Linked DNA regions of Homo sapiens: region 1 is linked to region 2. A link is an interaction called in ENCODE POLR2A ChIA-PET data of the cell type or tissue named here. Cell type or tissue: Panc1. All regions are shown on one strand. Each heading gives the region's core, and the rest is flanking DNA. Links, peaks and the distances in the headings are about the cores only.

Evidence for each region. Peaks named below come from ENCODE experiments on the same cell type or tissue, not always from the same donor. Only the 100,000 strongest peaks of a DNase experiment are listed, where the experiment ranks them.
Region 1: POLR2A ChIA-PET joins it to region 2 with 14 read pairs; 2 of 35 experiments call an interaction of 5 or more read pairs at or near these places.

Annotation. Positions count from the first base shown.
Region 1 is chr19:47,760,146-47,777,242 of GRCh38, forward strand. It overlaps NOP53-AS1 (NOP53 antisense RNA 1), which reads right to left and starts at 8,695. Exons shown (of 3, transcript NR_132382.1): 1 at 8,477-8,695; 2 at 6,596-6,674. RefSeq lists silencers at 6,007-6,301, 7,043-7,303. In Panc1, for the core only: CTCF peaks have their summits at 5,916 (motif pointing right) and 6,127; no DNase peak of the experiment used is centred there.
Region 2 is chr19:47,310,787-47,320,418 of GRCh38, forward strand. It overlaps C5AR1 (complement C5a receptor 1), which reads left to right. Exons shown (of 2, transcript NM_001736.4): 2 at 8,995-9,632. Among named protein-coding and RNA genes, the nearest start is that of C5AR1, 5.7 kb to the left of the region's middle. RefSeq lists a silencer at 4,434-4,629 and an enhancer at 4,586-4,880. In Panc1, for the core only: no CTCF peak of the experiment used is centred there; a DNase peak (open chromatin) is centred at 4,765.

The sequences.
Region 1 (17,097 bases), core at 4,367-12,366, 450 kb after region 2:
ATCTCTCCTAAAAAATATAAAAATTAGCTGGGTATGGTGGCACGCACCTATAGTCCCAGCTACTTGGGAGGCTGAGGCAGGAGAATCACTTGAACCTGGGAGGCGGAGGTTGCAGTGAGCTGAGACCGCACCACTGCACTCCAGCCTGGGCAACAAGAGTGAAACTCCATCTCAGGAAAAAAAGAAAAAAAAAAACACCATCTATCAAGGAGGCCAGCCTCTGACCCAGTGACTCTGCCAGGGGTGACTGAAGGAAACTGCTGGAAATGGGGAGGAAGCTCTTAATGCCCGGACACGGCGATTGGAGCGTCGGGCACATTCCTGGATACCCAGGGGTGAGGGTGGTCACAGCCACTCAAGGACAAACTCTGTGGCCTGGACACTTAGTGTCCTCAGGAAGTCCTTGGTATTTAATTGCCTGGGAAAATGTGTCTGTTTCCGTGTGTGAAATGGGGGGTCCACAGCAAAGGGGTTTGTGGGTGTTTGCACAGAAATGACATTTCACATCCGAATTTTATGTCAGAAGCCTAAAAGTACAGAATTCAGCTGGGCGCAGTGGCTCACGCCTGTAATCTTGTCACTTTGGGAGGCCCAGGCAGGAGGATTGCTTGAGGCCAGGAATTGGAGACCACCCTGGGCAACACAGCGATACTCCATCTCTAGAAAAACATTTTTTAGGCCGGTGCAGTGGCACTTGTAATCCTAGCACTTTAGGAGGTTGAGGTGGGTGGATTGCTTGAGTCCAGGAGTTCAAGACCAGCCTGGGCACCATGGCAAAATCCCACTGGTTTCTACAAAAGATGGAAAAAATTAGCCAGGTATGGTGGTGTGTGCCATGTAGTCCCAGCTACTCAGGTGGCTGAGGTGGGATGATCAGCTGAGCTTTGGAGGTTGAGGTTGCAGGGAGCCAAAATCTACTGCCTTTCAGCCTGGGTGACACAGTGAGACCCTGTCTCAAAAAAAAAAAAGTTTTAAATTATTTAGTCATGGTGTTGTGCTCCTGTAGTCCTTGCTACTCGGGAGGCTGAGGCTGGAGCCCAGGAGGTGGAGGCTGCAGCATAGTATAATGATGCCACTGTGCTCCATCCTGGGTGACAGCGAGACTAAAACAAAATACAGAACTCTGGCTAACAATTTACAAGCCGAATTTCACTAATGTCTGCAGTTTCCTTTGAAAAATGTAAAACAGGCCTGGCGCGGTGGCTCATGCCTGTAATCCCAGCACTTTGGGAGGCAGGCGGATCACCTGAGGGTCAGGAGTTTGAGACCAGCCTGGCCAACATGGTGAAACCCCATCTCTACTAAAAATAGCAAAAGTTAGCTGGGTGTAGTGGCAGGGCGTCTGTAATCCCGGCTAGGCTACTTGGGAGGCTGAGGCAGGAGAATTACTTGAACCCCGGAGGCGGAGGTTGCAGTGAGCTGAGATCACGCCATTATACTCCAGCCTGGGCAACAAGAGTGAAACTCTGTCTCAAAAAAAGAAAAAGAAAAAAAAAACGTAAAACAAGGTGGATTAATGAACAGATGCCCCATAAAACAAAAGCACTGAAATGTTAAGGGCAGAATCTAGGTGGTGGGGTATGGGGGTATGCACAGAAAAATTCCCTTGACTTTAACTGAAAGTGTCCTAATAGGGAAATGGCACATTGGGGTTTCGGGGCCATGTAATGGCACAGGTTTCTATCATGGCCCTGCACCTGCTTTTGAGTCTGTAACTTGGTATTATTTTTCCTAAAGCGGGTCCTCCAGATTATAAAAGCCTCAGGCATCAGCCAGGTACAGTGACTCACGCCTGTAATCCCAGCATTTTGGGAGGCTGAGGTGGGTGGCTCACCTGAGGTCAGGAATTCGAGACCAGCCTGGACAACATGGTGAAACCCCATCTCTACTAAAAACACAAAAATTACCCAGGCGTGGTGGCAGGTGCCTGTAATCCCAGCTACTCAGGAGGCTGAGGCAGGAGAATGGCTTGAACCCAGGAGGCGGAGATTGCAGTGAGCCGAGATCATACCATTGCACTCCAGCCTGGGCAACAGAGTGACACTCCATCTCAAAAACAAGACAAAACAAAACAAAAAGCTTGTGGCATGGGTATGACTTTGCTTTTTAGAAGGATGGAGACCAGACGAATGTAGTGGCTTGCTCCTGTCATCCCAGCCCTTCAGGAGGCTGAGTTGGGAGGATTGCTTGAGGCCAGGAGTGAGACCAGCCTGGGCAACATAGCAAGACCCCATCTCTAAAAGAAAAAAAAAATGAGCTGGGCATAATGGCATGTGCCCATAGTCTCAGCTACTCAGGAGGCTGAGGTGGGAGGATCTCTTGAGTCCAGGAGTTTGAGGCTGCAGTAAACGGTGATCGTGCCACTACACTCTAGCCTGGGCAACAGAGTGAGACCCTGTCTATTTTTTTTCCTTTTTGAGTCTCGCTCTGTCACCCAGGCTGGAGTGCAATGATGCGATCCTGGCTCACTGTAATCTCCGCCACCCTGTCTCTTTAAAAAACAAAAACAAAAACAAAAACAAACCATGGAGACCATCTGTAGGCAGCAGTATGGGGTTGTGAAGAGCATGGTGGAGTCCGTGTCCTGATTTCAGACCCGCTCTGTTACATACTGGCTGTGTGATGTTGTGCAGGTTACTCAACCTCTCTGTGCCTCAGTGTCATATCTGTAAAATGGACATAACAATAGTGCTTATCTTGCTGTGGGTTATTACAAGGATGAGTGAGTCTGCACGGAAAGCGATCGGAACAGGCCCTGGCACAGGGGAAGCTCTAGGTGAGCATTTGCTGTTATAACAATGTTAGGGTAGGGGAAGATGATTTTAAAAAGATGCAGAAACTTGCAATTTGTGCCAGAGGCTCCTCCCAAATGCTCTGACCCTTTGACGCAGTGATTGCACGCTTGGGAACGTGGCCTACAGAAACAGCCGGAAGTTGGGGAAGAGCATTTTGCACAGGCCGGTCCTTGAGAACGTTCTGCAGAATGGGAGGAAACGTGGTCATGGACATGGGGCGGGCCCTGGCCACATGGACGCCACCTCTGTGGCCATTAACTGAGGGGTCGGAAGTGCCTGCAGCCACTGGGAGGTGTTTGTGTTTGGATACTTTGTGGGAAAAAGCAAACAGGATCTGCTGCCGTCCACACTGGCGTTCATCAGACAAACCCCCATGCCAAAAGTCTCTTGAGTGGGAGGATTTCAGAGGACTCCTTCTTACTCTTTTTTCCAGCATTTCCAATTTTTTTTTTTTTTTTTGAGAAAGGGTCTCATTCTGGAGCACAGTGGCTCTGTCTCAGCTCACTGCAGCCTCAACCTCCTGGGCTTAAGTGATCCCCTAAACTCAGCCTCCTGAGTAGCTGAGACTTACAGGCCCACGCCACCATGCCTGGCTAATTTTTTTCTTTTTGTATTTTTAGTAGAGACAGGGTTTTGCCATGTTGCCCAGGCTGGTCTCAAACTCCTGACCCCAAGTGATCCACCCACCTCGGCCTCCCAAAGTGCTGGGATTACAGATGTGAGCCATTGAGCCAGGCCCCAAATTTTCTGTAATGGAGCAAACTTGAAAAAAAAGGAATCGACAGGATTCTTCCTTTGTTTTTGTTTTTGAGATAGAATCTTGCTCTGTCCCCCAGGCTGGAGTGCAGTGGCACCATCTCGGCTCACTGCAACCTCTGCCTCCCGGGTTCAAGCGATTCTCCTGCCTTAGCCTCCCGAGTAGCTGGGATTATAGGCATGTGTCACCACGCCTGGCTAATTTTTGTCTTTTTGGTAAAGACTGGGTTTTGCCATGTTGGCCAGGCTGTTCTCGAACTCCTGACCTCAGGTGATCTACCCGCCTCGGCCTCCCAGAGTGCTGGGATTACAGGTGTGAGCCACCACGCCCTGCCTGGCGGATTTTTATTTTCTTCCTTAGATCTGCTTTTCTGTGTCCTCTCCACGTGCTCCCACGCTCTTCGTGGTGGTGGGTGCTGGGTGGGCAGGGCTGACCTCCCTCCATCCTTTCATCAGAGGTTAGAAGCAACATCTGTATTTCCCAGACACCTCAGCAGCTGGGATTCTGGATGAGAATTCGGTGCCAACAATTAGAGACACCCTGTGAGGCGTGGACGGCAGGAGTGATCCCGGAATTGCAGCTGGACCTGGCGTCCTTGAACCGAGCAGTTCCAGCAGCGGAACTGGAGACAGCAGTGCCCCTGCTGGGTCAGTTCAGTGCTGTCCTGGGTGTCATTTCTGAGGGCTTGGCCTAGAGCTGCTGCTTCCGCTTCCCATGATTTTTTTTTTTTTTGAGACGGAGTCTTGCTCTGTCACCCAGGCTGGAGTGCAGTGGCGTGATCTCAGCTCACTGCAAGCTCTGCTTCCCTGGTTCACGCCATTCTGCCTCAGCCTCCCGAGTAGCTGGGACCACAGGCGCCCGCCACCGTGCCCGGCTAATTTTTTCAATTTTTTTTAGTAGAGACAGGGTTTTACTGTGTTAGCCAGGATGGTCTCGATTTCCTGACCTCGTGATCCGCCCGCCTCGGCCTCCCAAAATGCTGGGATTACAGGTGTGAGCCACCGCGCCCGGCCAGCTTCCCATGATTTTGTAAGCACTCAATTCCCTGTAAGATACCTGGAGTGGTTTCTATTTAGGTGCTAGAGACAATCATGCATTACAGTTTTTTTTTTTTTTTTTTTTTTTTTTTTTTTTGGAGACAGGGTCTTGCTCTGTTGCCCAGGCTGGAGTGCAGTGGTGCGATCATGGTTCACTGCAAGCTCCACCTCCCCAGGCTCTGGTGATCCCCCCACCTCAGCCCCCCAAGTAGCTGGGACCACAGGTGCATGCCATTATGCCTGGCTAATTTTTGTTATTTTAGTGGAGATGGGGTCTCCCCATGTTGCCCAGGCTGGTCTCAAACTCCTAGACTCAAGTGATCCTCTTGCCTCAGCCTCCCAAGGACCGAATTAAAGGCATGAGCCATCTTGCTCAGACTCCTGTCTCTATTTTTTTTTTTTTTTTAAAAAAAGGCTGGGCGTGGTGGCTCACGCTCACGCCTGTAATCCCAGCACTTTGGGAGGCTGAGGGGGGTGGATCACTTGAGGTCAGAGGACTCCTGGCCAACATGGTGAAACCCTGCCTCTATTAAAAATACAAAAATTAGCTGGACGTGGTGGTGGGCGCCCGTAATCCCAGCTGCTCAGGAGGCTGAGGCAGGAGAATCACTTGAACGCGGGAGGCAGAGGTTGCAGTGAGCTGAGATCCCACCACTGCACTCCAGCCTGGGGGACAGAGCGAGACTCTGTCTCAAAAAAGAAAAAAGAAAAAAAAAAATCCATGTTAATGGGTAGACACAACTCAAGTGAGAGTAGGTTTTGGGGCAGAGAAATTCAGATGAGGCTTTGGCTGGATTAGGCCTGAGCTTCCCGTTTGGCTTGTGAACGGCGATGTTGCTGAGCTGGCGGACACAGGAACCAGAGCTCTGGGGACCTGGCAGGGAGAGATGTGTGGTCAGCGTGTGGGTTTGTGGCATTTGAGGCAGTGGGACTGGGTAGGAGTTGCACGTAGACCAAAGGTGACAGGTGAAAGGCAGGGAGGTCTGGGGGAAGGAGAAAAAGGTGGGGGGTGGGGACCAGCACAGGGCACTGAGCAGAGGTGGCGGGGAGGGTGTGGGAGAGAATCGGGGCTGCGGATGAGCTACTCCCCAGCCTGCCCACACAAGGCTGGAAGGCACCCTAGGAGGGTCAGCCAGGAGGCCGGGGCAGGGTATCCATTGCTGAGAACTGCCCGGGGAGGGGGTGTTCAGGGCTGGGAGCAACCTCATAGCACCACCATGGTCCTGCGTGATCAATAATGCCCCCACTCCCTGATCCTGTGTGACCATCAAATGCAGGGCCGCCCAAGTTCAAGGAGAATCTGGACGTGGGAGACAGTGGCCGCCAGGAGGCGCCTTGAGCCTGTGCCAGGAACCAGACAGTCTGGGAGGTCCCAAGCGGCCCTAGCTCTCCTGTCACTCCTGCTCAGGATCCCTCAAGGGGTCACACTGCAGCAGGCAGGGTGACAGCTAGACCCTGGGAGGGCCAGCGGGTTAGTGCTGCTTTCTGAATGGGCAGGAGCAGGTCCATGGAGACCGCTTCCTAGGTCTGTCCAGGGGGCCTTCTGGAGGTCTAGGGGCTGTGGCTTGGGGGTCAGTTGGTGAGACTTGAGTGGCTCACACTGGTTACAAAGGCCTCCACACTGGCCCTGACCGGGACTGCGGCCCACTGGAGTTGGGGAGCGGGAGCCAGCAGGGGTTCCTGACCTGGAGAGTGGGAGACGGGGGGTTTAAGGTAGAGGGTGAGCAGGAGGGAAGGGTGTGGATTCTGGCAGTGGGCCTGGAGGCGGACAGGGGTCCCTGGCCATTAGGGCCATGTGTCTGCCATGGTGGGGGCAGGGCGAGAAGTTGCTGAGACAGATCTGTCAAACCCTTGCCGCTTTTCAGTGAGCAAGGGTGTCAGGCTTCACCCCTAACAACCACCCACCTGTCTTTTCTCCCATTGCCAGTCTGGGACCTTACCTAGAACCCCTAGGGGCTGAAGGAATGTTTCCCCCTCCAGGGACAGAATTTCAGGGTGTCACATACCCAAAGCTGTGGTGGTCTAGGATTCCACATAGAGGTTCTGGGCTTCCAGTCCTGTGAGTCACCAGAGGTAGTAGGGAACCTAAGGAAGGAGAGACGAGAGATAGAGGGAGACAGACTCAGGGAGATGACGTCAGAACATCTGGATCCAGCTGTGCCTGAAGCCCTCCCTTAGGCTTTTCCATTACACGAGCGAAGTGCTTAAGCCAGTCACAACTCGGCTTCAGACACTTATGAGCAGAACTTACCTGAAACATGCCCTGATGTCCCCTCCCCCATCTCAGCTGCTTTCCCCAGGCTTCGCTTCTGCCCCTGTCACTGGCGGGAGTCCATCCAAACCTTGAGTCTGGCGTTCAAGTCTGGCCGCCTCACCCCTCCTCTTGTTGGCACATCAGCCTTGGGCCCCTCTCCCTGGCCCACTGGGTTCCTGCCCCTTTGTCCTCAAGCCCCTCTACTCCAGAAAGTCAGCCTGAATTGCACCCTTCTCCCCACCCCACCCACGTGAAGTAGAATCAAGAGCAATACCGGGCTCCCCACCTAAAAGCTGGGGGGTTGGTTTCAAGTCTTCTCAGTCCGATTATTCCCATCTGAACTCCATGAACAGGGAACTACAGCTTCTCCTCTGACATCCTAAACATCTTTAACTATTAGGGGTCATGTGAACCTTGTATGCAGAAGGTGCTTAATCAACGCCTGCTGATGCAGGTGATACAGGGCATTGGTTAGTAGCATGGACTCTGGAGCCAAGCTCCTGGAATCACATCTTGGCTCCATCCCTTACCAGCTGTGTGTCTTTGAGGAAGTTAACCTCTCTGAGCCTCAAGAGAGAGAATACTAGTGTCTATCGTTAAATGAGGTAATACCTATTACTTTATTTATGCTGTAAATGCTGACAGCAGTGCCCAGCACATTGCCAAGTGCTGTGTGATTTTTACTATATAAGGAGCTCAGAAGAAAAGGAAAGAAAAAGGACCACAATCAATTCCTTTTCTTTTTTTTTTTTTTTTTTTTTGAGACGGAGTCTTGCTCTGTCACCCAGGCTGGAGTGCAGTGGCGTGATCTCTGCTCACTGCAATCTCCACCTCCCAGGTTCAAGTGATTCTCCTGCCTCAGCCTCTGGAGTAGCTGGGATTACAGGCGCCCGCCACCACGCCTGGCTAATTTTTCTATTTTTAGTAGAGACAGGGTTTCACCCTGTTGGCCAGGCTGGTCCCAAACTCTTGGCCTCAAGTGATAGGCCCGTCTCAGCCTCCCAAAGTGCTGGGATTACAGGTGTGAACCATGGCACCTGGCCAGTAGAGTCTAGATTTAACTCCCAGTTTATAGAATATACTAGGGACAGAGGAGCATGTTAGATGACACCACAGAGTGAAACCAGTCAAATCTAGACAGTAGGAAACCCAATCAACCTGCTTTCTTCAACAAATGAATGTCATTTAAAAAGCTGAGTGATTGGCTGGGCACAGAGGCTCACGCCTGTAATCCCAGCACTTTGAGAGGCCAAGGCGGGTGGATCACGAGGTCAGGAATTCAAGACCAGCCTGGCCAATGTGGTAAAACTCTGTCTGTACTAAAAATACAAAAATTAGCCAGGTGTGGTGGCATGTGCCTGTAGTCCCAGCTATTTGGGAGGCTGAGGGAGGCTGAGGCAGAAGAATTACTTGAACCCGGGCAGCAGAGGTTGCAGTGAGCCAAGATCATGCCACTGCACTCCAGCCTGGGTGACAGAGCGAGACTCTGTCTCCAAAAAAACAACCAACCAAAAAACTGAGTGATTACTTCCACGTCAAGACACAGATATTGAGGAGGGTAGAAGGCACTGCCGTGACTAGACTGGAATCCAGGCCATCTGAAGCCCCAGGTGGGCAGAGATGCTCTGGTTACCTGGACATCCTGAATTCCAGAATTCCAGCAGGTGTCTACTTAGGGCTGCCACCTCCTTGCAGTTGATTTTTGGAGCCTCTTGTTGCCTCTGGCTTGAAGGCCCAGCTGTCTTTCTAGGTGTTTTCCCAGTGGGCATGGAGCTGCAGCGTGGCTGCTGGGAGCAGCACTATGTCTCCCTGCCCACTAGCTGGAGCTCCAGCTAGATGTGAACCACCAGGCAGGCGCAGTTGCTGCTGGTGTCCAGGGAGCATTGAACAGCAGGAGGGACTGAGGGTAGTAGGAGAGAGGAGAAAGAAGGTGGGTGTGAAGGACAGGATGTCATATCAGTGGTCTTCCTTCTGGGAGGAAACCTCACCTGGCTAGACTCCTGTCCACTCACCTACTTGCCCATCAACCCATTTATCCACCCAACTGCCCACCCATCTGTCCACTCATCCATCCATCCATTTATTCATCCATCCATCCATCCATCCACTTATTCATCCAGCCACTCATAATCCACTATTCATCCACTCATCCATTCACTAATCCACTCATCCATCCATCCATTTATTCATTCATCCATCCATCCACTCATCCATCCATCCATGGGCAACCATCATCAATGGCTGCTAAAACCATTTGGTTTAGGCCGGGCATGGTGGCTCACGCTTGTAATCCCAGCACTTTGGGAGGCTGAGGCGGGCAGATCACTTGAGGTCAGGAGTTTGAGACCAGCCTAACATGGTGAAACCCCATCTCTACTAAAAATACAAAAATTAGCCGGGCGTAGTAGCGGGCACCTGTAATCCCAGCTACTCGGGAGGCTGAGACGGGAGAATCGCTTGAACCCGGGAGGCGGAAGTTGCAGTGAGCTGAGATCACGCCATTGCACTCCAGCCTGGGCAACAGAGCGAGACTCCGTCTCAAAAAAAAAAAAAATCATTAGGTTTAGCATCCACTCATCCATCCATCCATCCATCCATCCATCCATCCATCCACCCACTCATCCATCCAATTATTCATGCACTCATCCACTTGTGCATCCGTTGATCCATCCATCAATCATCCATCCATCCATCCATCATCTATCCATCCATCCATCATCCATCCATCAATCATCCATCCATCATCCATCCATCCATCCATCCATCCATCCATCCATCATCCATCCATCCATCCATCCATCCATCCATCATCCATCCATCCACCCGCCATAGACATAATGTCAAGGGAAAGAATCCAGACATAAAGAGTACACAGTATGTGATTACGTTTATATGAAGTTTGAGAACAGGCCAAACTGATCTATGGTGAAATAAGTCAGGCCAGTGGTGACCCTTATGAGGGAATTAACTGGGAGGATGTGTGAGAAAAACTTGGGGAACTGGAAATGATCCATATCTTGATCTGGGGTGGTTAAATGATATTATACATATGGAAAATTTGCTGATCTGTACATCTGAAGATTTATGTAAAAAATATATTTTTAAAAGAAAAAAGACCTCACTGAGAAGGTGGCATTTGAGGAAGTCACCTGCACTGCAGAATGCTCCCAGACACCTGCAGATACCGTATACCTTTGTGTAGCCAGCACACAAATAACGGGATGGCTACTTTGAGTACCGTATTGACCAGAATAAATTATACCAGATTCCCGCCTCGCACCGTATGCATTTGTATTGTGGTACAATACAAATTTCAGTGTGCCTATGTTCCTGGCAAACTGAAGAGGCCTGACGGGAACTCAGTGGGTCTTTGGAAAATTCTGCACCCAGTGGAAGAAGAGCCTATAAGCCCTACTTAAAAAAAAATTTTAAATCTGAAATATGCCTTTTCCCTTTAAGGAGGTACAAAGGCTTATTTGAGCAGGAAATTAAACAGACACCCCCTCCCCACCAACATGCCTGAATTCCAAGCACCTGGTGCTGGCCCAGAGAGAGAGAGGGGAGTTATCGCAGGGAGAGTGAGATAAGAATTTCCTTGGTTGGTGCTAACAAATGACCGAGTTTGCTTTCCTGTTTCACATACGGTTTTTACATGATTTAATTGTTTTAAATGTTTGTGAACATTCAGATAAGTGCCATGTGGTTTTTTTGTTGTTGTTGTTGAGACAGAATCTCGCTCTGTCACCCGGGCTGGAGTGCAGTGGCGCGATCTCGACTCACTGAAACCTCCGCCTCTCAGGTTCAAGCAATTCTTCTGCCTCAGCCTCGCCTTGTGGTTTTATAGATGGTTTTTGTGAAAATGAATAATGTTCGAAATTGTATTCATTAATATAAGCGACTCAACAGTAAGGTTTTTTTTTTTTTTTTTTTTTTTGAGACAGAGTCTTGCTGTTGTCGCCCAGGCTGGAGTGCAGTGGCACAATCTCAGTTCACTGCAACCTCCGCCTTCGGGTTCAAGCCATTCTCGTGCCTCAGCTTCCCTAGTAGCTGGGATTACAGGCATACACCGCCACGCCTAGCTAATTTTTGTATTTTTAGTAGAGACAGGGTTTCACCATGTTGGCCAGGCTGGTCTCGAACTCCTGACCTCAGGTGATCCACCCACCTTAGTCTCCCAAAGTGCTGGGATTACAGGCCTGAACCACTGCATTCAGCCAACAGTAAACTTACTAAATATTTTCCTAAAGATGCATTTATCTGACAAGGATTTGAGTGCTTGTCACGTGCCACTCACTGTTTAGTTTCTGGGCACATACCAGGAAAGAGAACCAAAAAGAAAAACTCGAGGTGCACATTCCAGTAGGGAGAGATGGAACAGAACATGAAAAAATCATGCTTAGGCTGGGCGTGGTGGCTCATGCCTGTAATTCCAGCATTTTGGGAGGCCAGGGCTGGTGGATCACGTGAGCCCAGGAATTTCACGCTGGCCTGGGCAACATAGTGAGACTCCATCTTTGTGAAAAAAATACAAAAATTAGCCAGGCATGGTGATGTGCACCTGTAGTCTCAGCTACCTGGGAGGCTGAGTTGGAAGGATCACCTGAGCCCAGGAGGTCGAGGTTGCAGTGAGCCATGATCATGCGACTGTACTCCAGTCTGGGCAACAGAGCAAGACTCTGTCTCAAAAAAAAAAAACCAAAATCATTATTGGTAAGATACATAGAATGTCAGAGGTGACGAGGGCCATGAGGAAGAGGGGGCACAGAATGTTGGGGGAGGGGTTGCAGTTTTAAATAGGATGTCAGGGGAGGTCACAGTGAAAAGTGACATTTTGGCCAGGCATGGTGGCTCAGGCCTGTAATCCCAGCACTTGGTGGGAGGCTGAGGCGGGCAGATCATCTGAGGTCAGGAGTTCGAGACCAGCCTGGCCAACATGGTGAAACCCCGTCTCTACTTTTATAAAAATTAGCTGAGTGTGGTGGCAGGCACCTGTAATCCCAGATACTAAGGAGGCTGAGGCAGGAGAATCGCTTGAACCCGGGAGGCGGAGGTTGCAGTGAGCTGAGATTGTGCCACTACACTCCAGCCTTGTTGTCCAGCACTCCAGGCAACAAGAGCAAAACTCCATCTCAAAAAAAAAAAAAAAAGAAAGAAAAAGAAAAGAAAAGAAAAGTGACATTTGAGCAAAGATATGAAGGAAGCGAGGAGAGAAACTGGCAATTATCTGAAGGAAAACTGTTCCAGGCAGAGGGCACAGTAAATGCAAAAACTGTGAGGTGGATACGTGCTACAATGTGTGTGAACCTCAAAAACGTTATGCTAGGCCGGGTGCAGTGGCTCACACCTGTAATCCCAGCACTTTGGGAGGCCGAGGCAGGTGGATCACTTGAGGTCAGGAGTTCGAGACCAGCCTGGCCATCATGGTGAAACCCCGTCTCTACTAAAAATACAAAAATTAGCCAGGCGTGGTGGTGGGCGCGTGTAATCCCAGCTACTCGGGAGGCTGAGGCAGGAGAATCACTTGAACCCAGGAGGCGGAGGTTGCAGTGAGCTGAGATCGCACCACTGCACTCCAGCCTGGGCGACAGAGTGAGACTCCATCTCAAAACAACAACAACAAAAAACCCAAAAACGTTATGCTAAGTCAGATACAAAAGGTCACCTGTTGTACGAGTCCATTTATGTGAAATATCCAAAACAGGCAAATCCTTTAAGGCAAAAAGCAGATTCATGGAGCCAGGGACTCCTGGGGAGATGAGAAGTGGAAAGGGGCTGCTTGATGAATACGGGGCAACGTCTAGGGTGAAGAAGATATCTTGGAGCTAGACAGGAGTGATGGCTGCAAAACAGTGTCAATGCACAAAATATCCCTAATGGTACATTTTAGCTTACGTGTATCGTTTGTATCGTTTATTTATTTATTTATTTTGAGATGGAGTCTTGCTCTGTCACCCAGGCTGGAGTGCAGTGGCGTGATCTCGGCTCACTGCAACCTCTGCCTCCCAGGTTCAAGTGATTCTCCTGCCTTAGCCTCCTGAGTAGCTGGGACTACAGGCGCCTGCCACCATGCCCAGCTAATTTTTGTATTTTTAGTAGAGACGGGGTTTCACCATATTGGCCAGGCTGGTCTCGAACTCCTGACCTCAGGTGATCTGCCCGCCTCGGCCTCCCAAAGTGTTGGGATTACAGGTGTGAGTCACGCCGCGCCCAGCCTAGGAATATATTTTGAAAGTAGATCCACCGTAACTGGCCGAGGTACAAGGGGAATAAAAAAGAGCCAAAGGTGACTCCAAGGTTTCTGGACTTGGTCTAGAGTTGCCATTGCCTGAGATGGGGAAGACTGAGGAAGGAGGGGCTCAGAGGTGGGGCAGGTGCAGGGGAGAAATGGGAACTCGTGATTGAGATGCCCATTAGACGCCCGAGTATAGATGTGAAGTAGGCAGTTGGAGGTAAAAATTTGGAATTCAGAGAAAATTCCTGGGCTGGAAATATGCATTTGGAATTTGCTTATATTCACAACCTTTAAAACGTTGGGAGTGTGCCTTGTGTCTTCAACCTGTGAAAACTGCCCATTCTCTCCCTACCTAATGTAGTAGAATTTTTTTGTTTGTTTGTTTTTTATTTTTGAGACAAGAGTCTCACTCTGTTGCCCAGGTTAGAGTGCAGTGATGCAATCTTGGCTCACTGCAACCTCTGCCTCCCGGGTTCAAGCGATTCTCCTGCCTCAGCCTCCCGAGTAGCTGGGATTACAGGCGCCCGCTACCACACCCGTCTAGTTTGTATTTTTAGTAGAGACGGGGTTTCACCATGTTGGCCAGGCTGGTCTTGAATGCCTGCCTGCCCTCAAGTGATCCGCCCACCTCGGCCTCCCAAAGTGCTGGGATTACAGGCATGAGCCACTGCGCTTGGCCAGGGCTGTCATGTATTGAGAACAAGGTGTGCTTTTGTATAGCTGTGTGGCTGAATAAAGGTGTTTGATGTGTTGTGTCTCTGGGTTGGGTTTGTCTGGATGTGCAATTGTGTAAATGGGTGAAGGAGATCACTTGTGTGTTACCATTTGTCATGTGTGTGTTTGTGTGTGTGAAAGAGAGAGAAAAGGGGAGGGGGATGGCCTCCCAGCCCAGAAGTCATTACTAATTCCTCCAGCATCCCCCACTTCTGGGCAACAGAGGCCCTTTTGTTCACAGTGGCAGAGGCAGTGATGTCCCTTCTCTCTTGAGGCCCCTGGCAAGTTCTCAGCCCTGAGCCTGGTCAACAAAAGGTCCTGTGAGCTTTTGCATTGAGCCCGGCCACTTGCAGAGTGTGCTGAGGACATCAGTGAGGGCACGGGACCTGTGACAACCACAGTGGCTTGGCCAGCGATGGAGGAGCCAGGGGCTTAGAGAGGGCCTTCTTGAGGATAATGTTGTTACAAGATAATTATGGGAAAAAAGGGAAAACCATGACTGTCCTACAGATCTAAAAATGAACACATGGGGCGGACATGATGGCTCGTGCCTGTAATCAGCATTCTGGGAGGCCGAGGTAGGAGGGTTGCATGAGCCCAAGAGTTTGAGACCAGCCTGGGCAACATAGTGAGACCTCATATCTATTCTTATTTTTATTTATTTTTAGTTTTCATTTTTTCTTGAGATGGAGTCTCCCTCTGTCACCCAGGCTGGAGTGCAGTGGCATGATCTCAGCTCACTGCAACCTCTGCCTCCTGGGTTCAAGCGATTCTCGAGCCTCAGCCTCCTGAGTAGCTGGGACAACAGACATGCACCACTAGGTCCGGCTAATTTTTTTTTTTTTTTTTTTTTTTTAGTTTTAGTAGAGATGGGGTTTTGCCATGTTACCAGGCTGGTCTTGAACTCCTGGCCTCGAGTGATTTGCCCGCCTTGGCCTTCTGAAGTGCTGGGATTACAGGCGTGAGCCACCACGCCTGGCTCCATCTCTATTTTTTTTTTTTTTTTTTTTGAGACGGAGTCTCGCTCTGTCACCCAGGCTAGAATGCAGTGGCGCGATCTCTGCTCACTGCAGGCTCCACCTCCCGGGCTGACGCCGTTCTCCGGCCTCAGCCTCCGGAGTAACTGGGACTACAGGTGCCCGCTACCATGCCTGGCTAATTTTTGTATTTTCAGTAGAGACGAGGATTCACCATGTTGGCCAGGCTGGTCTCGAACTCCTGACCTCGTGATCCACCCACCTTGGCCTCCCAAAGTGCTGGGATTACAGGCGTGAGCCACCGCGCCCAGCCTGAATGATGTTGTTATGGGTTGAATTGGGTCCACTCCCAAAATTGGCATATTGAAGTCTTAACCCACCGTACTTTAGAATGTGACCTTACCTGGAAGTAGGGTCGTTGCAGATATAATCAGTTGGGGTCATACTGGAGTAGGATGGTCCCTAAACCATCATGACTGGTGTCCTTAAAAAATTCGGAAATTTGAGCCTGGAGAGGTAGCTCATGCCTGTAATCTCTGCTCTTGGGGAGGCCGAGACAGGAACATCACTTAAGCCCAGGAGTTTGAGAGCAGCCTGGACAACATAGCAAGACCTTGTCTCTACAAAATATTTTAAAAAATTGGCTGGGGCCGGGCCCGGTTCTCAAAGCCTGTAATTCCAGCACTTTGGGAGGCCGAGGTGAGCAGATCACTTGAGGTCTGGAGTTGGAGACCAGTGTGGCCAACATGATGAAAGCCTGTCTCTACTAAAAATACAAAAATTAGCTGGGCATGGTGGCGCATGCCTGTAGCTCCAGCTTGGGAGGCTGAGGCAGGAGAATTGCTTGAACCTGGGAGGCAGAGGTTGCAGTGAGCCGAGATTGTGCCACTGCACTCCAGCCTGGGCAACAGAGTGAGACTCCGTCTCAAAAAACAAACAAACAAACAAACAAAAAAATATATATGGTATGTATATATTTATTTTGTATATATATTTTTGTGTATATACATATCTATATATATAATTTGTATTTATAGAGATGGGGTCTCACTATGTTGCCCAGGCAGAGGTTTGAGTTTTTGTTGAGGGCTCTGGGAGTCACAGAAGATAGCTCTATTTGTGGGTCATTCACTTTTTGCCCAGCCCTGTGTTGCTTTACATGCACTTGCTCATTAAATCCTCCCAAGATCAGGGGGATCAGACTGAGGTGGGTGGAGTCGACTTGAACTTTGCTTAGGGTTCTAAGAGGTAAAGACTAGGGGATCTGGGGACAGGGAAATCCCAGATAGAGTTAACCTTTTTTTTTTTTTTTTTTTTTTTTTGATACAGTCTCGCTCTGTCGCCCAGGCTGGAGCGCAGTGGTGCAATCTCAGCTCACTGCCTTCTGTCTCCTGGGTTCAAGTGATTCTCCTGCCTCAGCCTCCCAAGTAGCTGGGATTACAGGCGTGCACCACCACATTGGGATAATTTTTGTATTTTTAGTAGAGACAGGGTTTCACCATGATGGCCAGGCTGGTCTTGAACTCCTGAGCTCAGGTGATCTGCCTGCCTCGGCCTCCCAAAGTGCTGGGATTACAGGTGTGAGCCACCTCATCAGGCTGAGTTTATTGAGTTATCCCCGTGTGCCAGTCAGAGCTCTAGTTCTTCCTACCTGTATAAACTCGCTTACTGCTCACATCAACCATCTAATGGAAGTGCTGTTTTCATGTTGTTTCCTGCCCTTTGTCTCTACCTGCCAGATCACTCCCATGAAGGAAGGGACTTTGTTTATTTATTCATTGCTGTATCCCTGGAAACTGGGACTGCAGGTGGTTATGAAGTACCTATTTGTTAAATGAGTGAACATTTCCTGTAGGCAATTACACCCAACTTCCAAATGGAGAAACAGGCTCAGAGATAAGCCCCTGCACCCTCACTCCTCAACTCAACTGCCTGTTTCTAGCACTTTCCATGACGATCCCCTCTGCACGGAGAGGGTTCATGGGGAGTGACTATTGTTCTGTAATGAATGACCAGGCTGTGCCAGGTCCGGCAGTAGGCCTTTTCCTTTTCCTTTTTTTTTTTTTTTTGAGATGGAGTTGAGTTTTGCTCTTGTCGCCCAAACAGGAGTGCAATGGCGTGATCTTGGCTCACTGCAACCTGTACCTCCTGGGTTCAAGTGATTCTCCTGCCTCAGCCTCCCGAAGAGCTGGGACTACAGGCATGCGCCACCACGCCTGGCTAATTTTCATATTTTTAGTAGCGACGGGGTTTTGCCATGTTGTCCAGGCTGGTCTCGAACTCCTGACTTCAGGTGATCCACCCACCCTGGCCTCCCAAAGTGCTGGGATT
Region 2 (9,632 bases), core at 1,633-9,632:
TATGCCTGGTCGTTTGAGATGTTCTGCATGACAGAGATGGGGAAACTGAGGCCCAGGCAGGAGCAGAGATGGATGGGGACCCTCCATGGTTGGTGGCAGAAGCAGGTTATGCCATGGATTCTGTGAGTGTCAGAAGGAATGCACCCCAGGCTAAATGAGGGTCCCTGTCATCCCTGCGTCTGGAGGCCTGGGCACTGAGCCAGCAGAGCTGCGATTCAGCACCTGCTGTAACACAGGCATTGCCTTGCTTCATCTGTGTCAAAGAGGAAACGGAAGATGGTTTGGATGGACCAGGGAGGGGTCTGATGTTGCTTCATTCCTGCATTCCACCCTTGAGATCCGACTTGGGCAAACGGGACTCTCTGATTCTTCTTCTTCTTTTTTTTTTTCTTTCCAAAACATTTTCCAAAGTACCAAATGATACTTGGTAAAAACTCATTCTCGGCCAGGCGCGGTGGCTCATGCGTGTAATCCCAGCACTTTGGGAGACTGAGGCGGGCGGATCACAAGGTCAGGAGATTGAGACCATCCTGGCCAACATGGTGAAACTCCGTCTCTACCAAAACTACAAAAATTAGCTGGGCATATAAGCGGGCGCCTGTAGTCCCAGCACTTGAGAGGCTGAGGCACGACAATCGCTTGAACCCATGAGGCAGAGGTTGCAGTGAGCCGAGATTGCTCTACTGCACTCCAGCCTGGCAACAGGGCCATCTCAAAAAACAAACATAGAAAAAAAAAAACTCATTCTCCCTGCCTACCCCAGAGCCTCTGACTCCTTTTCTTTCCTTTTATTTTGAGACAGAGTTTCACTCTTGTCGCCCAGGCTGGAGTGCAATGGCACGATCTTGGCTCACCACAACCTCTGCCTCGCGGCTTCAAGCAATTCTCCTGCCTCAGCCTCCCGACTAGGTGGGATTACAGGCATGCGCCACCACGCCTGGCTAATTTTTTGTCTTTTTAGTAGAGACGGAGTTTCACCATGTTGGCCAGGCTGGTCTTGAACTCCTGACCTCACGTGATCCACCCACATTGGTCTCCCAAAGTGCTGGGATTACAGGTATGAGCCACCCTACCTGGCCCTCTGACTCCTTTTCATTGCCTCCTACCCTACCTGGGGCAACCATGGGATGCCAGTTTGTGGTGGATCCTTCCAGAAACAGTTTACAGATGCCTGAGAGCACAGATGCTTAGGGAACAAAGTAAGGACTAGTGTGATGCGGGGAACCCCAAAACCGAGCTCAGCTTCTGTCTCTACTATGAAATAGTTGCGGAGATCTGTCCTCTCCGTGCTTCTGTCTCCTTATCTTTTTGTTTTTTGAGACAGTGTCTTGCTCTGTTGCCCAGGCTAGAGTGCAGTGGTGTGATCTCAGCTCACTGTAACCTCCACCTCCTGGGTTCAAGTGATTCTCCTGCCTCAGCCTCCCAGGTAGCTGGGACTACAGGTGCCTGCCACCATGCCTGGCTAATTTTTGTATTTTTAGTAGAGACGGGGTTTCACCGTGTTGGCCAGGCTGGTCTTGAACTCCTGGCCCCAAGCAATCTTCCCGCCTTGGCCTCCCAAAGTGCTGGGATTACAGGCGTGAGCCATCGCACCCAGCCTCCTTCTCCTTATCTTTAAGGTGAAGATAATACTAGAATCTACATCATAGGCTAGTTGAGAGAATTGACTGAGTGAATGCATGAAAAGTTCTTGTAGCAGTGCCTGGTATACAGTTGGCGCTCAATGTGGGTGACATTTCTATCCTTTCCCAGCCTTATAAATGGCAGTATGTTTTGTACAGTACTCTACATCTGGCTTTTTTAAATGAATAACATATAGTATTATTAACTAGCATTTATTGAGTGCTTACTGCATACCAGGCGTTGTATTAGGCATTCATTAATTTCCCCTTAACCTTGAGGAAGGTACTTCATTCCCGTGTAGTTCAAGGGAGTTGCCTCCTCCTCCTCCTCCTTTTTTTCTTTTTTCTAGACAGGGTCTACTGAGGTCTTCCACCTCAGCCTCCTGAGTAGGTGGGACTACAGGTGCATGCCACCACACCCAGCTAGATTTAAAATTTTTTGTAGAGGTGGGGTCTTGCTATGTTGCCCAGCCTGGTGCTTCTTTCTTTCTTTTATCAGCTGAGTAATATGCTAGTAGGAGGTTTCATCCCCTTCAATGGAAATTTAGTTTGCTTCTAATATTTGGTCTGTTTTGTTTTGTTTTGAGACAGAGTCTCGCTCTGTCACCCAGCCTGGAGGGCAGTGGTGCAGTCTTGGCTCACTGCACCTCTGCCTCCTGGATTCTGGTGATTCTCCTGCCTCGGCCTCCCAAGTAGCTGGTATCACAGGTGCGTGCCACCACACACGGCTAATTTTTGTATTTTATTTTAGTAGAGACGGGATTTCACCATGTTGGCCAGGCTGGTCTCGAACTCCTGACCTCGTGATCCACCCGCCTCAGCCTCCCAAAGTGCTGGGATTATAGGCGTGAGCCACCGCGCCTGGCGTCCAGCCACATTCTTTAACTCAGCATCTGCAGACCTTCCAGTCCTATCTTGGCCGCCTGCCAGCCATGCTGACCTTTCGTTTCTGCTGTGCACCACCTGCCCTTCCTCTCTCCTTTCTGCCTAGAATGCATGCCCCCCCACTCCCAATGCACTTTAGGCCTGCCTGGTAGCCACTCAAACAGAGGGCTCTGGGCTGGGCGCGGTGGCTCATGCCTGTAATCCCAGCACTTTGGGAGGCTGAGGTGGGTGGATCACGAGGTCAGGAGATCAAGACTATCCTGGCTAACACGGTGAAACCCTGTCTCTACTAAAAATAAAATTAGCCAGGCATGGTGGCGGGCACCTGTAGTCCCAGCTACTCGGGAGGCTGAGGCTAGCAAATGGTGTGAATCCAGGAGGCGGAGCTTGCAGTGAGCTGAGATCGCGCCACTGCACTCCAGCCTGGGGACAGAGCGAGATTCCGTCTCATAAAAAAAAAAAAGAGAGAGAGGGCTCTGGGGCTCAGCTCTCAGGAGTTTCTCTCCTGTCTCTGTTCTTGCTAACCGAGAAGACTTGGAGAGGTCTGTTCATTTCTCTGTAGCCTCATTTTTCTCTTCTGGAAAATGAGTGTTGCTGTTGCAACAAGTAAGTCTCCTAGGGTTGCTTTGTGGGTTCAATGAGATAATACACGAGAAAGGCTCAGGACAGCCTGGCAATGATTATGGCTGTTCTTGTAGGTACTGCGCCTTCTCCTTCACCCTGTTCTCATCCGATCGTTCACATCTTGCGGCCAGCACCCTTGTCTAAGCCACCGTCATGCCTCACGTCACCTGGACAGTTCCAATCTCCGTTTCCTCCCAGCTTCTGCTCTCTGCCCCTTTCTCCATGCAACAGACAAGGGTTGTTCCTCTAATGAGCATGTGAATTTAGGAAGAATAATAGTACCCTGCCCTTTGTGCTATTGTCACATAGATATGCACTGTGATTAGGAAATTACTAAGCCAACACCTGGGAAGCACATGGAATAGTGCCGGGCAATTAGAACCCCCAGAGTGGCCCTGGACCTGCACTGCCCAATATGTGGGCCACGTGCCACAATGCAGCTACCTACGTTTATTTTTCACTATTTTATTTTATTTTACTTTATTTATTTTATTTTTGAGATGGAGTTTTGCTCTTGTTGCCCAGGCTGGAGTATAGTGAAGCGATCTCGGCTCACTGTAGCCTCCACCTCCCGGGTTCCAGTGATTCTTCTGCCTCAGCCTCCCAGATAGCTGGGATTACAGGCGCACGCCACCACTCCTGGCTAATTTTTGTATTTTTAGTAGAGACAGGGTTTCACCATGTTGGTCAGGCTGGTCTTGAACTGCTGACCTCAGGTGATCCACCCGCCTGGGCCTCCCAAATTGCTGGAATTACAGGCGTGAACCACCGTGTCCAGCCTATTTTATTTTTTAGAGATGGAGTCTCGCTATGTTGCCCAGGCTGGAGTGCAGTGGCACGATCTCGGCTCACTACAACCTCCACCTCCTGGGTTCAAGTGTTTTTCCTGCCTCAGTCTACTGAGTAGCTGGAATTACAGGTGCCTGCCATCACACCCAGCTAATTTTTGTATTTTTAGTAGAGACGGGGTTTCACTATGTTGGCCAGTCTGGGCTTGAACTCCTGACTTCAAGTGATCCACCTTCCTTGGCCTCCCAAAGTGCTGGGATTACAGGCGTGAGCCACCACGCCTGGCCTCACCCTAGATCTTGGAGGTCTTTCCACATCATTATATAAACATTCTTTTTGTCTGTTTTTTTCCTTTTTGTAGGGATAGGGTCTTGCTAGGTTACCCAGGCTGATCTTGAACTCCTGGGCTCAAGCAATCCCCCTGCTTCAGCCTCCCAAAGTGCTAGGATTACAGGCATGAGCCACTGCACCTGGCCAACTTTTCCATTCTTTTTGATAGCTGTGTAGTATTCTGTTGCCTGGATGTACCATCATTAATTTAGCCAGTCCCCTCTTGCTGGACATGTCAGTTATTTCCAGTCTTTGGAGAGGTGCTGCAGTGGCAAACTTTGCAAGCCGTTTGCGTCTGAAGATCCCGGAAACCACAGGACGTTGGAATCAGCGTATTTTTTCTGCCTTTCTGAAGTCAACCAGAGGAAAGGACTGAGTGAGCTCATGGCAGGAACGGAGCTTTGTCAGCTGATGAGGGAGTGACAAGGCGATGTCAGAGCAGAGGGTGGGGAGGCTCCCCTTACGAGGGTCTGAGTCATTCTGCAGTCAAGGATTGCTGGGAGCTTGCGAAACCAGCAGAGGCAAAATTTACCTTCATGCGTCACAGCCAAAGGGAACATTCAAAATATTTAACAATGTGCTAAAGTGCAGAGGTCCCCTGGGCAGGGTCTAGGGCCTCCTGCTGCACCTAGCATTAACTCTTTAGTGACATGAACATGGCGACCTGGAGTGGGGGTGTCCCAGAGTAGGAAACAGGAACTTAGGGTGCTGGGAGCGGGCAATAGAAGAAGTGGGTGGCTGAGGGCAGGGGCTGTTTACCAGTGAAAATATTTTTAAAAATGTTAACCTTCTATTTGGAAATATTTTCAAACTTACGGAAAAATGACAAGAATGGAACAGGCTCATATACATATACATTTTACCTAGACTCTCCAAATTTACTGTATCTGTCTCTCCATTATCCATCCATCCATCCATCCATCTGTCCATCGATTCATCCATCCATCCATCCATCCATCCATCCGTTATCTAGCTATTTTTTTTTTTTAGACAGAGTCTTGTTCTGTTGCCCAGGCTGGAGGGCAGTGGCGCAATCTTGACTCACTGCAACCTCCACCTCCCAGGTTCAAGCGATTCTCCTGCCTCAGCCTCCCAAGTAGCTGGGACTACAGGCACACACCACTGGGCCCAGCTAATTTTTTTGTACTTTTAGTGGAGATGGGGTTTCACTATGTTGGCCAGGCTGGTCTTGATCTTCTGGCCTCAAGTGATTACAGGCATGAGCCACCATGCCCAGCCCATTATCTATGTATCTATCATCTATCTATCTATCATCTATCTCTCAATCATATCTCCATGTATCCATTGTCTGTCCATCAGTCATCTATCTGTCCATCATCCATGCATCCACTCATTCACCCATTCGTTATCTATCCATCCGTTTATTTATATCCATCCATCTTTCTATCACCTTTTTTTTTTTTTGAGACAGAGTCTTGCTCAGTCAAGGCTGGAGTGCATTGGCATGATCTCAGCTTACTGCAACCTCCGCCTCCCAGGTTCAAGTGATTCTCCTGCCTCAGTCTCTGGAGTAGCTGGGATTACAGGTGCGCGCCAACACTCTGGCTAATTTTTGTATTTTTAATGGCCTTTTGTGACTGGCTTCTTTCACTTAGCATCATGTTTTCAAGATTCATCCACATTGCAGCATGTGTCAGCACTTCCTTTTCATAGCTGAGTAATATTCCACCACGTGGCTAAACCCCACCTTTTTCATTCACTCATTAGCAGATACTGACATCTTATCTTTCAATAATTTACTCATGGATATGATTCCACCAGTAAATGCCCACTGCCCATAGCCTGGCTAACCTTGGGCAGGTGCAATGTAAGGGAACTAGAAAAAAAAAAACAAAACTATCCAGGCATGGTGGCTTACATCTGTAATCTCAGCACTTTGGGAGTTCAAGGCAGGAGGGTTGCTTGAAGTTAGGAGTTTGAGACCAGCCTGTGCAACAAAGCGAGACCCATCTCTACCAAAAAAAAAAAAGAAAAAAAATACAAAAATTAGCTGGGTGTGGTGGTGCACAATTGTAGTCCTAGCTACTCAAGAGGCTGAGGCAGGAGGATTGCTTGAGCCAGAGGGGCTGGGGTGACAGTGATCCATGATTGCACCACTGCACATAAGCCTGGGTGACAGATCAAGACCCCGTCTCAAAAAAAAAAAAAAAAAAAAAATATAAAACGGGGCTGGGCGTGGTGGTTCATGCCTGTAATCCCAGCACTTTGGGAGACCAAGGCCGGAGGATTGCTTGAACCCAGGAGTTCGAGACCAGCCTGGGCAATACAGTGAGACCCTCCTCTTTAAAAAAACATTAAAAATTAGCTGGGCACAGTAGTATGCACCTGTAGTCCCAGCTGCTTGGGAGGCTGAGGCAAGAGGATCACTTGAGCCTGAGAAGTCAAGGCTGCAGTGAGCCAAGATCACACCCCTGAGCTACAGCCTGGGTGACAGAGTGAGACTCAGTCTCAAAAAAAAAAAAATATATATATATATATAGTGGTTCAGGGATGTGGATCTGAGCTCTTCAATAACTGACAAATAATAATACCAATGGCTGCCACTTCTTGTCCTCTTCTCTGTGTCAGGCGCTGTGCTAGGTGCTTAGGCATTTTTCATCTTATTTAATCTTTGAGGTGAGTGTTTTAAAGGTAGAAAAACCAGGCCGGGTGTGGTGGCTCATGCCTGTAATCCCAGCATTTTGGGAGGCCAAGGCAGGCAGATCACGAGGTCAGGAGTTCGAGACCAGCCTGACCAACATGGTGGAACCCTGTCTCTACTAAAAATACAAAAATTAGCAGGGTGTGGTGGCAGGTGCCTTTAGTCCCAGCTACTCAGGAGGCTGAGGCAGGAGAATCGCTTGAACCTGGGAGGCAGAGGTTGCAGTGACCCGAGATCGTGCCACTGCAGTCCAGCGTGGCGACAGAGTGAGACTCCATCTCAAAAAAAAAAAAAAAATGTACAAAACTCCATCTGCAAATTCAAATATTTAGAGCTGCAAATACAGCTCTCAGTATTTCCAGAATGATTTCTATTTCTTGCTGTCCCCTTTTCTCTGGGTTGGTGTCAAAGTGGCCTTCAGGACTGGGCTAGCTCCATAGGTCACAAAACTCACCTCTTGGAAATGGTCAGGGGCAGCCTGTCTGGTTTGCATTCCAGCCCGTATGGGTTCACATCCTCTCTGAGTGACCTGGAACAGCCTACTTCACCTTCTGGTGCCTCGTGCTTCTTCATCAGCGAAATGGGCATTTTTTTTTCTTTCTTTTTTTTTTTTGAGGTGGAGTCTCACTCTGTCGCCCAGGCTGGAGTGCAGTGTCGCTATCTCAGCTCATTGCAACTTCCACCTCCCAGGTTCAAGTGATTCTCCTGCCTCAGCCTCCCGAGTAGCTGGGATTACAGGTGCCCGCCACCACGCCTGGCTAATTTTTGTATTTTTAGTAGAGACGGGGTTTCACCATGTTGGCCAGGCTGGTCTCGAACCCCTGACCTCAGGTGATCTGCCCACCTTGGCTTCCCAAAGTGCTTGGGTTATAGGTGTGCACCACCACACCTGGCCTGAAATGGGCATATTAACAGAACCTCCTTGTAGGTTGTGGTCAGGATGGAAAGAGCAAATTCCATGCCGCATGCATAGTAGGTGCTCAGTAAGTACTGGCTGCTTTCGGGTGATCACTCAGTGCCCTGATGGGTGCTTTACTGCAGTGTCTGGTGCCTCTGGACACAGATTTCACCTACAAGGCTTTCTCCAGTCCAGCTGCCATGGACTGCAGCCTTTCTTTCTTGGGTGCATGACAGCTTCCTTCAGCTCTGTCTGGGAAGAAGTGATCAGGACCTTTTTGTTCTATTTTTTTTTTTTTTTTTTTTTTTAGATGGAGTCTCACTCTGTTACCCAGGCTGGAGTGCAATGGGGCTGTTTCGGCTCACTGCAACCTCTGCCTCCTGGGTTCAAGCAAGTCTTCTGCCTCAGCCTCCCAAGTAGCTGGGATTACAGGCGCCCACTACCACGCCTGGCTAATTTTTGTATTTTTAGTAGAGGCGGGGTTTCACTACATTGGTCAGGCTGATCTTCAACTCCTGACCTCGTGATCCACCCACCTCGGCCTCCCAAAGTGCTGGATTACAGGTGTGAGCCACCGTGCCCGGCCAGTAGGGCTAGACTTTGACGTTAGGCTGCTGGATCGTGGGGAAGCCCAGGGGCTTCGCAGGATGGGACTGAGGGGAGAGGTGGCAGACTGGCAAGGGGTCCAACTAGCATGGAATCATTTCATTTTTTTTTTTTTTTTTTTTTTGAGACAGGGTCTCACTCTGTCACCTAAGCTGGAGTGCAATGGTATGATCTCGGCTCACTCTAACCTCTGCCTCCTGGGGTCAGGTGATCCTCCTACCTCAGCCTCCGGAGTAGCTGGGACTACAGGCAAGTGCAACCACGCCTGGCTAATTTTTGTATTTTCAGTAGAGACGGGGTTTTGCCATGTTGCCCAGGCTATTCTCAAACTCCTGGGCTCAAGCAGTCCGCCCGCCTCGGCCTCCCAAAGTGCTGGGATGACAGGCGTGAGCTACGGCATCTGCCTCAATATTTTAATAAGTGGTGTGACACCCTAGTTGACTCTCAGCCCTCAGCATCCCCATTTCCTAGTGAGAAAAAGCCACACAGGGGAAAAGCCACATGCCTGAGCCAGGATGCCCCCTACCCGGGCACATGTCTGCAGACTCATCCTCTCTGCTCTCTCCGATTCCCCTTAGGACTCCTTCAATTATACCACCCCTGATTATGGGCACTATGATGACAAGGATACCCTGGACCTCAACACCCCTGTGGATAAAACTTCTAACACGCTGCGTGTTCCAGACATCCTGGCCTTGGTCATCTTTGCAGTCGTCTTCCTGGTGGGAGTGCTGGGCAATGCCCTGGTGGTCTGGGTGACGGCATTCGAGGCCAAGCGGACCATCAATGCCATCTGGTTCCTCAACTTGGCGGTAGCCGACTTCCTCTCCTGCCTGGCGCTGCCCATCTTGTTCACGTCCATTGTACAGCATCACCACTGGCCCTTTGGCGGGGCCGCCTGCAGCATCCTGCCCTCCCTCATCCTGCTCAACATGTACGCCAGCATCCTGCTCCTGGCCACCATCAGCGCCGACCGCTTTCTGCTGGTGTTTAAACCCATCTGGTGCCAGAACTTCCGAGGGGCTGGCTTGGCCTGGATCGCCTGTGCCGTGGCTTGGGGTTTAGCCCTGCTGCTGACCATACCCTCCTTCCTGTACCGGGTGGTCCGGGAGGAGTACTTTCCACCAAAGGTGTTGTGTGGCGTGGACTACAGCCACGACAAACGGCGGGAGCGAGCCGTGGCCATCGTCCGGCTGGTCCTGGGCTTCCTGTGGCC